Linked DNA regions of Homo sapiens: region 2 is linked to region 1. The links are chromatin contacts, found by Hi-C in ENCODE. All regions are on one chromosome and are shown on one strand. Each heading gives the region's core, a stretch centred on a gene start or an enhancer-like site at or near the end of the contact. The rest is flanking DNA. Distances are from core to core; before and after follow the strand shown. Region 1 has its middle 37 kb from the start of MIR221. Region 2 overlaps SLC9A7 (solute carrier family 9 member A7).

Region 1 (5,994 bases), core at 983-3,482:
AGCCTCATTTCCATGTGTATGACCATGGAGGGCAAAAGGCCATTCTCCACAGTTCTCTGTAGTATCAATAAGGCTTCAATCCCAGAGGTCAGAAGGGACCATGACACCATCATGGTCTCCATTGTAGCAGCTTTGCGGACACGGAGAAAAGCACCTAGGAAGGTACACTGTACTCACAGAGAAGGTGGTGGTCTGCAGAGTGGGCATGACTGAAGTGCTGTCCCTCTCAAAACATTGGATAAAGACCAGAATGGAAGAAAAAGAGAGTACAGTACGGAAACACAGATTAAACTCTCTGTAAGATCCTGGAAGTAACTAGAATGATTTGGGAGGGGGCCACTTTTGGTGCTGAGGCCCAACATTATCCAGAGTTGTCAAAGAAATCTGAGTTATCCCCATTCTGTGACCTCACCCTCATTCATACAACCAGCTGGTGGGGATTGGGCAAGATTGAGTTCATTTATTTGGGAAACATGTCTCATATACCTAATATGTGCCAGACACTGCAAAGCTCTGAAGATCCAAAGATAAGGCTCAGTCCCTGCCCTCTCAGGGCTTACATCATGGTAACAAGTCTACTTCTTATGTCCACGGAGGCTTTGCACTGTATATCTCTTAGACTTTTGTCCCAGGGTTGCCACCAGTGGCCACAGAGATTGTTTTCTACACAGAGATTTTGATGTGAATGGCAACCCCTATAGTTGTATATTGCATAGCCTGCACAACCTGCACAACTGCACATGGTGGCCCTGTTTGCCCAAATAATTTCCCCCTAAAATACCTTCCCCTGCAACTCTGCCTTCCAAATTTTTCCAGACGCATCTCTGATCTGAACTCCTCTTTCCATCCTGGCCTTACCACAACCCCCAAGGCATTCCTTTTTCCTCAGACCTCCTTTGATATTTTCTGCCTGTAGAGGTAAACTGAAAATTAAACAGGGCCTCCATGGACCCTTTCTTGTTTTGAGTTTTTTAACTATTAGTTTAGCCTTGTGTTTGTTTAGCTTTTTGCCAACCTGACTCTTATCTCCCTGCATGGTTTTTGGTAGTAAGGGTAAGAACTGTGTCCTATCCATCTTTGTGTCTCCCCAAAAGGCTTTGCACATAATTGAAATTCAATAGGACAAAAGAAGAAAGTGGTATTTAAAATGAGAGACCTTTCAAAGAGTGAAAGATGCCAGTTGAAATGGAGTGTTTGTGACAAAAATCTTCAGTCAATACGTTTTTCAAATTCTTTCAGTGTTGACTCTCAAATATTTATGCTAATGACAACCAGGAAAAGCACAGATATTGGAAATGTACCAAACCAAGACTAATTCTGGCCAACTCATTCTTTTCATCAAAACTTCTGTAAGAGTATCTAACAAGAAAAGGTTCAGGCACCACTGACCTCTCGCAACTCTCCCTCAAGGGAGTCAAGCTCAATTCATGCCTCAGGTTCAAACCATTCGTGGGAGGTCCAAAGCGTGGCGATCTGAGGGTACAAGAGAGAGGGAGGAAGATGGAGGGAGAAAGTGAAAAGGCAAAGGATCTGAAAATGAAAGAAAACATATATCAGTTGTTTACACAGAGCTTGGATTTAGAATCTTTAGATCAGCTAAGGTCATTTCCAATTAATTACTTACGTGATTTTATTCTTATAAAGAACGGCTACTTTTTCCACAAAAGGAAAGGAAGGAAGAAAAGAAAGAATGGAAAGAATGGAAAGAAAGAAAGAAAGAAAGAAAGAAAGAAAGAAAGAAAGAAAGAAAGAAAGAAAGGAGGGAGAGAGAGAGAGAAAAGAAAGAAAGAAAGAAAAAAGGAAAGAGAGAGAGGGAGAGAGGGAGGGAGAAAGGAGAGAGGAGGTGGAGAGATGGGGGAGAGAGACAGAGCGCAATCAAAAGGGTAGGGCAAAAGGGAGCTCTCCAAAAAGACCATTATTTGCCTTTTTGGTATTTTATTGAAGTTCAATATGGTTTAATTGACACAGGAGTCTGGAATGCTCTGAAACTGTGACTAAGGGGACAGCCTCTCTGGGTAATTTAAGCTTCCTTTCTCATTCATAACCTCAACCACAAGGTTGAACTGGCACCCTGTTCTTTTTGAATTTCATGAGTAAAAAATGCACTGAAAACCATTACTCTAGCCAGAATGAGTGCTGCTTCCTCCTGATCCACTTACTGACAAATAGTACATCCTAAACCAGGTAGCTGACTAAGTCCTTAGTCACAGAAACAGAAGTTCTTCATCCGATCAGCCTTTTCCTCTCCCCGTTGGCCAGGCTGCCCCATCTGCTCTGAGACACTGGAGCCCCTTGAGTAAATTAGAAACCCAACTTCAGGGCAGTGAGTTACAAGCAGAAAAACCCCAGCATCCTGTACACTCTGACAGTAGCACCACACAAGGACATTTAGGAAAGAAAATGCAAATAGCTTGACATAAACTAAGAATTAGCAGCCTCTGTGGTCTGATACTAGGGAGTCTGGGAAGGCCCTAATGTCACCCCCACCATCACCACCACAGGGCTGTGGCCTTCTGGAGTAAAGCTCTTATCCTTCCTCAAAGGTCAAGTGATTAAGGCCTCTACCACTTTATTACTCACATCTTCATGTGAATGCATAAACTGAAAGGCATGGACAGGGAGAGAGAGAGAGAGGAACAATGTGGGTTAGAGGGTACATTTCAAACCCCAAATCAGAAGTCTTGAAGTGCAGGGTACCTTTGGGAAAGTGATTTCATTTCTCTGGGCACCATCTTCACGCGAAAGTTGATCTAGCTAGATAATTTTTACATCTGTCTCTCTTCCTTCCTGTCTTCCATTCTCTTTCTTTTCCTTTCTTCTTGTCTACGAGTATTTATTGAGCCCCTACTATGTGCTACACTTTGTTCTAGGCATTGTGAATATCACTGTAAACAAAATAGGCTAAGTCTGCATCCCATGTAGCTTACATTCTCATAGGGGAAACATAATAAGCAAAGAAATACATAATGCAGATAATTCTCACTTTGCATTGTTTTGATATGCATGAATTTTGATTACCATGGTTTATTTAACACCAGGTTCCCAACAAAACAGTTCAAATTTTAGTCACCACAGCATATTAATTGTGAGTAACTGCTGCAAATTTCACTGCTAGCTCTCCAGGCCACAAATGGCTATGTAAGTGACAAATGTTCATCATAATCAGTGACCAATCGCATTACTTCTTTCAAAATCATTCAGTGATTGGTCACTGTGCATCTGTTACTCAGTTCACACAAGGAAAGCAAAGCCTGTAGCTGTGTTGCCTCTTTGTCTCCCAGTGGTAGAGAGATACTTTAGGCAAAATAATTGAACTTCTAAAGTACTACTACTGTTGGATAACACTCCAGGTCAACCTGATTCTCTTAAATGGAAATGTGAAAATTTGCTTTTTACACCCAACACAACCTCATTAATCCATCCAATGGACCACGCAGTTATTTCAAATTTGAAAGCCTATTAGATGTACTTTCAGACAGACTAGGAATGCTCTAACTAGAAATCATGCCATTTTTTTAGCTGAGTTTTGAAAGAAATATGACATAAGGGACGTACTTGAACACATTCAAGCATCATGGCAGGAAGTAACAACAAGTAGTATGCCCGCAGTATGGAAGGAACTTTTCCTATGCCATGCAAGTAACTTTATGGGCTTCTAATAAAAGGTAAATGGAGTTGTAGAAGAAATAGTTGACCATGGCAATGTGGACACACTGCTGCTCTTTGAGAGGCTCTTGATATGCAGCCAGAGAAACTTAGTGAGAGCAAACTTATGAACACAAATGAAAAAGTGATTGTGATGAAAGAGATGAATATATCCCAGAGGAAGGAACACTTGTGAAAAACTTCACATTAAAAGAGCTCTCAGAGATATTTCATGACATTGAAAATGCAAGGGACAAATATTGGAAGCTGATCCAATAAACTTAGAAAGGAGGATGGCTATTCACCAAGAAATATTAAAAAATGTTCTCTCTGCATTGTAGGTTTTATGAAGAGAAGAAAGAAGCAAGCACTGTTCAAACTACTCTTTTTGTAGTTTGTACAAATTTATGCTATACATGGAAAATTTTGTTATGTGTATATCATGTGTAATGATCAGTCAGGGTATTTAGGGTGTCCATCTCCTGGGTACAACAAATTTTTGTTTAACTATAGTCACCTTACTCTGCTAGCAAACACTGAATTTATTCCTTCTATCTAACTGTATATTTGTACACATTAACCAACTTTTCTTCATTCCCCCCTCCCCTCCAGTTCCAGTCTCTATTCTCTAACTTCCCACCCTCTACCTCCACGTGATCAGATTTTTTAGCTCCCACATATAAGTGAGAACATGTGATATTTGTCTTTGTGTGCCTTGCTTATTTCACTTAATATAATGACCTCCAGTTCCATCCATGTTGCTGCAAATGACGGGATTTCATTTTTTATGGCCAAATAATATTCCATTGTGTATGTATACCACATTTCCTTCATCCAGTTTACCACTGAAGGGCATTTAGTTGAATCTCATATTTTTGCTATTGTAAATACTGCTGCAATAAACATGTGAGTGCAGGTATTTCTTTGAAAGATTGATTTTTTTTTAGGGGGCTGGGTAGTTATTCCAAGGGTAGGATTGCTGGATAGAATAGTAGTTTTATTTTTAGCTTTTGAGAAATCTCCATACTGTAAAACTACTCTTGATAAGTTTTTAATTGTGGCAAAACATACATAACATACAATTTACCAGTTCAACCATTTGTAAATGTATCATTCAGTGGCATTCACAATGTAAAAATATATTCACATTGTTGTGCAGCCATCACTACCATCTATCTCCACAACTTTTTCGTCAACCCAAACAGAAACTCTGTGCCCATTAAACATTAATTCCCTCTTCCCCACTCCTCCCAGCCTCTGGTATTCTCTATTTTACTTTGTCTCTATGAATTTGACTGTGCTCATATGAATATAATCATATGAGTAGAATCATACAGTATTTGTCCTTTTGTATCTGGCTTATTTCACTTAGCATAATATCTTTAAGCTTCATCCATGTATTAGAATTTCATTTCTTTTTAAGGGTAAACAATATTCCATTGTATGTATATACCACATTTTTGTTTATCCATTTGGGTTGTTCCCACCTTTTGTCTATTGTAAATAATGCTGCTATGAAGGCCATGCACGGTGGCTCAGGCCTGTAATCTCAGCACTTTGGGAGGCCGAGGTGGGCAGATCACTTGAGTTCAGAAGTTCAAGACCAGCCTGGCCAATGTGTTGAAAGCCCGTCTCTACCAAAAATATTTTTTAAAAATTAGCTGGGTGTGGTGGTGTGCGCCTCTAGTCCCAGCTAGAAGGCTGAGGCAGGAGAATCGCTTGAATCCAGGAGATAGAGGTTGCAGTGAGCCAAGATCGTACCACTGCACTCCAGCCTGGGCAACAGTGTGAGACTCCGTCTCAAAACAAAAACAAAAACAAAAACAGATAATGCTGCTATGAATATTGGTGTGGAAATATCTGTTCAAGTCCCTGTTTTTAACTTTTTTGGGTAGACACCTAGAAGTAGAATTGTTAGATCATATGATAATTCTGCTTAAATTTTTGGGAAACTGCAACACTGTTTTCCACAGTGGCTCCACCATTTTACATCCCATGGGCAATGTGCAAGAGTTCCAATTTCTCCATATAGTCGCAAACATTTGCTATTCTTTTTTTTTTCTGTAGTAGCCATCCTAATGGATTTGAAGTGGTATTTCATTGTGGTTTTGATTTGCATTTCCATAATGATTAGTGATATTCAGTATCTTTTCACGTGCTTATTGGCCATTTGTATATCTTCTTTTGAGAAATGTCCATTCAGAATATTGATGTTTTCTACAAAGAAATGAAAACATTTTAATTCCCAATATCTCTAGTGTTTTAAATTACAGTTTAGTAAATAAATATTCATCTTACTTTTTTTTCATTTTCCTATACATTTATAGCCAATAGTAAGAGGGTTTTTAT
Region 2 (5,994 bases), core at 1,871-4,370, 1.0 Mb before region 1:
AGGAAAAAATAAATAAATAAAAAGAAACACATTATGATCAAAATAGCTTCAAATAAGGTTTTAAAGCCACTTGGGTACTATTTGCCTATTGATATCAGAATCGTCCCTTCTTGTTTGGGTATAAATCAGTTAGATCTCCAATTTGCTAATGGTTACAATGGATATTTTAAACCAGAAGAGTCAGTACATTTATGATAGCCATAGAGTCTGCATGATTCTATATTTAAAGTGTTTTAGGGGGTGAGTGAGTGGGAATTTGAGAACAGACTTGGGCAAGGAAATTCCTTCCCCTCTGTGCTTTTGTAGCACCTGTGTCTGTTGCAGCATTTGTGCTGTGTGCTAGAGCTTCTGGTCTTACTGAAGAGGATCCTGCCTAAGTCGTCTCAGGGTTCATAGCATCCAGTGGCTGAATGTTTATTGAATTAAGGCAGGCAATAGGGATTCCTTTCTTGGTTTATCAATGTTTGTTTCTTCTCTTTTTAATAAAGAAACTGGCTGGTTTCTATTTGCGTGCTCAAAATAAGCATATCTTTACCAAGTCAGAGCCCTCTAAGGCCCTGCAAATTCTCACCTTACCACTTATCCCCTTAATGATATATCATGCATCTAGGTTTATGCATCTGAGCATTGGACTGGGATCTAGAAGTCTCAGGTCTGAGTCACTCCTTCAGTCTTCAGTACCCATCTTCACTTGAGCAGACCACTTAATATCTCTAGACTTCAACATCTTGATTTATAAAATAAGATTACTATTATAAGTCAGGGGCTGTCTATATGTGCACTGCCTGCCTTAAGGACTTTTGCCAGAAATAAAATTAAGTAATGTACAGATGTTCCTTGACTTATGATGGAGTTATGTCCTGATAAAGCCATCATAAGTTTAAAATATTGCAATTTGAAAATGCATTTAATGCACCTTACCTACCAAACATCATAGCTTAGCCCAGCTGACCGAAAATGTGCTCAGAACACTTACATTAGCCTGCAATTGGGCAATATCATCTAACACAATGCCTGTTTCATAATAAAGTGTTGAATAGCTCATAATTTATTGAATACCATACTGAAAGTGAAAACAGAATGGTTGTATGGATACTCAAAGTTCAGTTTCTACTGAATGTGTATCGCTTTTGCACCATCTTAAAGGGGAAAAATTGTAAGTCAATTCTAAGTCAGAGGGCATGTATAAGGCTTCTCAAGACTGAAAAATACACTCTGTGCGACATTTGTCATTTTCAACTAACCGAGAATGAGGGCACATTCGCAAAAATTTGATTAGATTCAGAATTTAACCTTATACCACTGGACTCATATTTTTGGGATCAGTGAATCATAATGTAGTTATTAACAATTTTGTGACCATTTCCAGGAACTAACTGTAACTGAGCCATTACAAAGAAAAAGCTGTTCAGTTATAGGGACCCAAAAATATACCAAATCAGTCAAGTGTTTATTGAATGCCTACTGTATGCCTGTTACTGTGCTATTCCACATGTGAAATAGAAAAGAAATCTTACCTATAGGTCTGATCCTCAAGGAATTTACAGTCTAGTTAGGGAGGGAATAATTTAAGAACTGGACTAATCTGTGATATAAATAAATACTTTAAAAATTCTTTAAAAATTATTTTTAGGATACTTATTGAGAGAAATGAGATATCAATGTGAGTAAGGAGCTTGGGTAGGGTCTTAAAGAGTTGAAATTAAACCTGGGAACATAATCCAAGTGGAAAGGAATTTTGTCAAGATGGAATAATTTAATCTAGCGCAATGTCTGATATATAGTACATGCTCAATAAGTATTAATTTGCTTGATGAATGAATCTCTTTCAACAAATTTATCTTCTAGTTTGCCAGTTCTCTCTTTACTGTGTCTAGTCTGCTGTTGAACTTGAAAATGAAATAAAAATGCTAAGGTCATGTTTTTCTTTTCCAGGATTTCTATTGGTTCTTTCTAAACTCACAATCCTCTACTCCACACTACACTCCTTAACCCTTTCCCTGCCTTATTTTTAGCCATAGCACCTACCGTATTCTAACATACCATGTAATCTACTTATTTTGTTTCTTATGTTTCTTCCCTTATTAGAAATATAACGAAGTCCAGAAAAGCAGGAATTTGTATTTGTTTCGTTCACTGACATATATCTCCAAACACTAGAACAGTGCCTGGGACATAGTAGGATCTCAAAAAATATTTGTCGGGGATCTCAAAAAATATTTGTCGGGGATCTCAAAAAATATATGTGTTGTCCATAAGTATGGAGGCAATAGTGAAACCTGCCAAATTAGATTGGGGTGGAGATGAGGTCCTTGTAGAGTCCAGTAGGAAATAAAATTTGGGGAGGGGCTTCATTATGGCCAGATTATATAGAGCATCCTGTGTTGAGGGGAGGTTTGGGGCTTCAACGTAGTAGGCATGTATATTATTTACAAAGCTGAGCCAAATATCCATAATTTACTTGTCATCTGGGAGACATCAGGAAATAGCAGAAAGAACTCTGGCTTTGGAATTGGAAGTATGCAAGTTGGAATCCTACTTCTACAGTTTACCAGCTATGTGGTCTTAGGGCAGTTACTTACTCTTGAAGATCCAGTTTTTTTTTTTAACTGTAAAGTGGTGTTAATAATCCCTACCTCATAAAGTTGTGGTGAAAATTAAGAGATAATATTGTAAGTAAAACCCCTAATACAAAGTGGGTGCCCAGTAAGTAGTTCTTAGACTACACTGACTGATTTGAAACTATTAGCATACTAAAATGTACTTTTTCTGTTTGGGGCACATTACTTAGAGTAGTAGGAAGAAGCAGAAAACATTGAGTATAGTATATTGAGGTAGAGTATTGTAACTGTGGTTTAGGAAAAATAACTACCAACTGTGAGTAAAAATGAAAAGGAAGATACTATATTTGGGTGTTTTACAGTCACGAAAAAAAAAAACCCACAGAAATAACTAGTATCTTTTCACTTCTCCAAAACGTTTTGAAACCTTGAGTTAATTAAGAAGGGAGAGGAAAATCCCCTAATAATACTAGAGTCACTAATAGTGTGGTCTCTGAAAGTACCGAACCACAGGGAAGTCACCGGGTTCTGGAGGAGATCAGCTTTCCTGGAGTGGTCCAGTCCTCATGGATATTCTCTTCTGGGTAGGACCTGCATGTTGACATGAACCTAGGGCACTAACTTGACCCTCCGCAGAAAAAACTTTCAATGTTAAGTCCTCTGCTTGCTAAAGGTCACCCAAGAATATTTCTCCTGGAGAAGCCTTGTGCATTTTCTTTTCTTTTCTTTTGTCTTTTTTTTTTAATTTTTTTTGAGATGGAGTTGTACTCTTGTTGCCCAGGCTGGAGTGCAATGGTGTGATCTCAGCCCACTGCAACCTCCACCTCCCGGGTTCAAGCGATTCTTCTGGCTCAGCCTCCCAAGTAGCTGGGATTACAGGCGCCCGCCACCATGCCCAGCTAGTTTTTTGTATTTTTAGTAGAGACAGGGTTTCACCATGTTGGCCAGGCTGGTCTTGAACTCCTGAGCTCAGATGATCCACCCGCCTCAGGCTCCCAAAGTGCTGGGATTACAGGCATGAGCCACCATGCCCAGCCTGCCTTGTGCATTTTCTATATAACTGGTTGTTAAAGATGTTATCCTTTTTTGCTAATTGACCCATGGATAAGGGGCCATCTGACAGCTTTGAGAATTTAGGATTAAGCAAACATTTATTTCTCTTAACTGGTTATTCCCTCTTATCAGATTATGAGAATTAAATAGCACACAATGCTTCCTTTTTGTTTCAGTTATCAAGAAACTCAGAGCACCATGTAATGCTTGATTACAATAACAAAAAGTCTAGGAGGACCATAAATTTACTTCCTCCTTGTATGCTATAGTTCAGTACTGTCGTTTTCTATTTTAAGTGGCTTGCTGTGTAGAGCATCTTAAAGGCTTTACAAAATAGCCTGAGTATACCTAATTTGGCATTTGACTAATTTAACATTTCCCCAGATGTGACTCAAACATTTTGTAAATGTAGTGAATTTAAAAGACCCAGGTGTCTAGCAGTAGGGACATGGTTTAATAAACTGTGGCATATTAATACACTGCATTTAGAATTTTTATCTTAAATTCTAAAGCAAATCTGTCACTGAGCCCTTATACAAGACTCAGTGCACAATGTATAACTGAACAGCAGTGAACATGAATGAATTTATGTTTCAACGTGAGTAACTGATATGGTTTGGATATTATTTGTCCCCTCCAAATCTCATGTTGAAATGTGACCTCTCATGTTGGAGGTGGGCCTGGTTGGAGGTGTTTTGATTAATGGGGGTGGATCCCTCATAAATGGCTTGGTGCCATCCCTGCCACTAATGAGTGAGTTCTTGATCTGTTAGTTCAGGTGGGATCTGGTTGTTTAAAGAACCTGGCATCTCCCCACTCTCTCACTTGCTCCCTCTCTTCATGTGACATGCTGGCTCCCCTTCGCCTTCCACCATGGTTATAAGCAGCCTGAGGCCCGCCTCAGAGACAGATGTGGACACTGTGCTTCCTGTACAGCCTGCAGAACCATGAGCCAAATAAACCTCTTTTCTTTATAAATTACCCAGTCTCAGGTATTTGTTTATAGAAATGCAAATAGACTAACACAGTAACCTGCAAAAAACATAATATGGAGTTAAAAAAGGGAGATGCAGCAAAATTCATTCAGTTAATACAACAGAAAATGCTGCTTGTCCCCCAGTATCTGCTTTCCATTTTTTTCCTCATAATAGACTTTTAGAAGGTTCAATGACCTCCCAGAAAGAAGACTTTATTTTCTTGCCTCTCTTGCAGCCAAATATGATCATATGACCAAGTACTTGGCCAATAGGATATCAGTGGAAGTGTGTGTGTGTGTGTGTGTGTGTGTGTGTGTGTGTGTGTAATTTAGAGGCTGTGCCGTTAAAGGGAGTGCCTTCCCTGGTTGTTTTCTCGTTTCCCTTTGCCTGACACGTGGGCCTGATGGTGAGGGCAACACCCTCTTGGTGGTAGAGCAGGAAGATTAGGGAGGGGTAGTGAGGGAGGAGTAGGGAGCCACCACTTCATCCCAGGAATACTTATGCACTGACTCTTCTGTGAAGGAAAGAGAAACTTGTCTAAGCCACCATTATTTTGGTCTTTGTTCCAGCAGCTACACCTGCTTCCTAATTCTATATGATACTATTTATGTAAGTTAAAATGAGCAAAAGAATATTTATTATGTATCTGCGGACATGTATATTTAGTAAACCTGGACTGGATACAGACTAAAATGAATGACAGTTGCCTCCGAGGTAGAAGGGAAGGAATGGGACCAGGGAAGGAGGAAATACAGCCTACTTCCTCTCTTTACACTAAGCCACAAGGGATTCTCTCTTTTCTGTGTGTCGTGCTCAGTCAACTATGTCAGAGTAGGACAGTCAATTCAATGATGAAGAATCTGTATGTTTGTGATCTTTGTGATTGCTTTATGCCACGCGGTTTTCTGTTGGCTTTTAACAGTGACTTTTACCCCATATGAAGTGATTGGATTAAGAGAAAATAGTGGCTCACCCTTAAAACAAATGTGGAGGACAGAGCCATGGCTGTCATAACAGGAGTGAGCTATGAAATAGACCTGGGAAAACAGATGCTATTGCAGTTTGATGGTAAGGCCTGTGGCACAGGTGTTGCTGGCAGGCTGCAAGAGGCCCCAACAGGGGGCCTTCTCCATTTGCCCAGACTCTAGACAATGCCATTGCTGGCTCAAAAGCTGAAATCGTCAGCAGCCTGGGTGACTGTCTCTTGGGGTCAGGCTCACGTTAATCAGGCTCAGAGAGCCTGAGGCTAAACCAGAGTGCCAATCGATTAATTTATGATAAGAGATTTGGCTGTTGCAGAGCAGAATGTATGTTCAGGCTGAGCAGAGCATTTTTTTTCTGAGTAGGCAAGTAGCAGGGGACCCCAGGTTGTCATCAGAAAGTTGCTTAGAAAGGACAGAGGA

What was found. A loop is a pair of places that touch in the nucleus more often than their neighbours do. Pooled maps may share reads with other maps.
Region 2: a pooled map shows a loop between it and region 1 (10-fold over the local background). The contact joins two enhancer-like sites. A Hi-C loop is called at or near these places in 2 of 37 single-sample maps with no recorded cell type and 6 of 50 pooled maps.

What each region holds. Positions count from the first base shown.
Region 1 is chrX:45,706,754-45,712,747 of GRCh38, reverse strand. No RefSeq gene overlaps it. Among named protein-coding and RNA genes, the nearest start is that of MIR221, 37 kb to the left of the region's middle. RefSeq lists an enhancer at 2,527-2,626. Within about 2 kb of position 2,232, at least 6 of the 41 ENCODE cell types and tissues checked have a DNase peak (open chromatin) inside an H3K27ac peak, as active enhancers do.
Region 2 is chrX:46,710,822-46,716,815 of GRCh38, reverse strand. The region is part of intron 1 of SLC9A7 (solute carrier family 9 member A7); the gene reads left to right. Among named protein-coding and RNA genes, the nearest start is that of SLC9A7, 45 kb to the left of the region's middle. RefSeq lists enhancers at 2,572-2,671, 5,666-5,994. Within about 2 kb of position 3,120, at least 3 of the 41 ENCODE cell types and tissues checked have a DNase peak (open chromatin) inside an H3K27ac peak, as active enhancers do.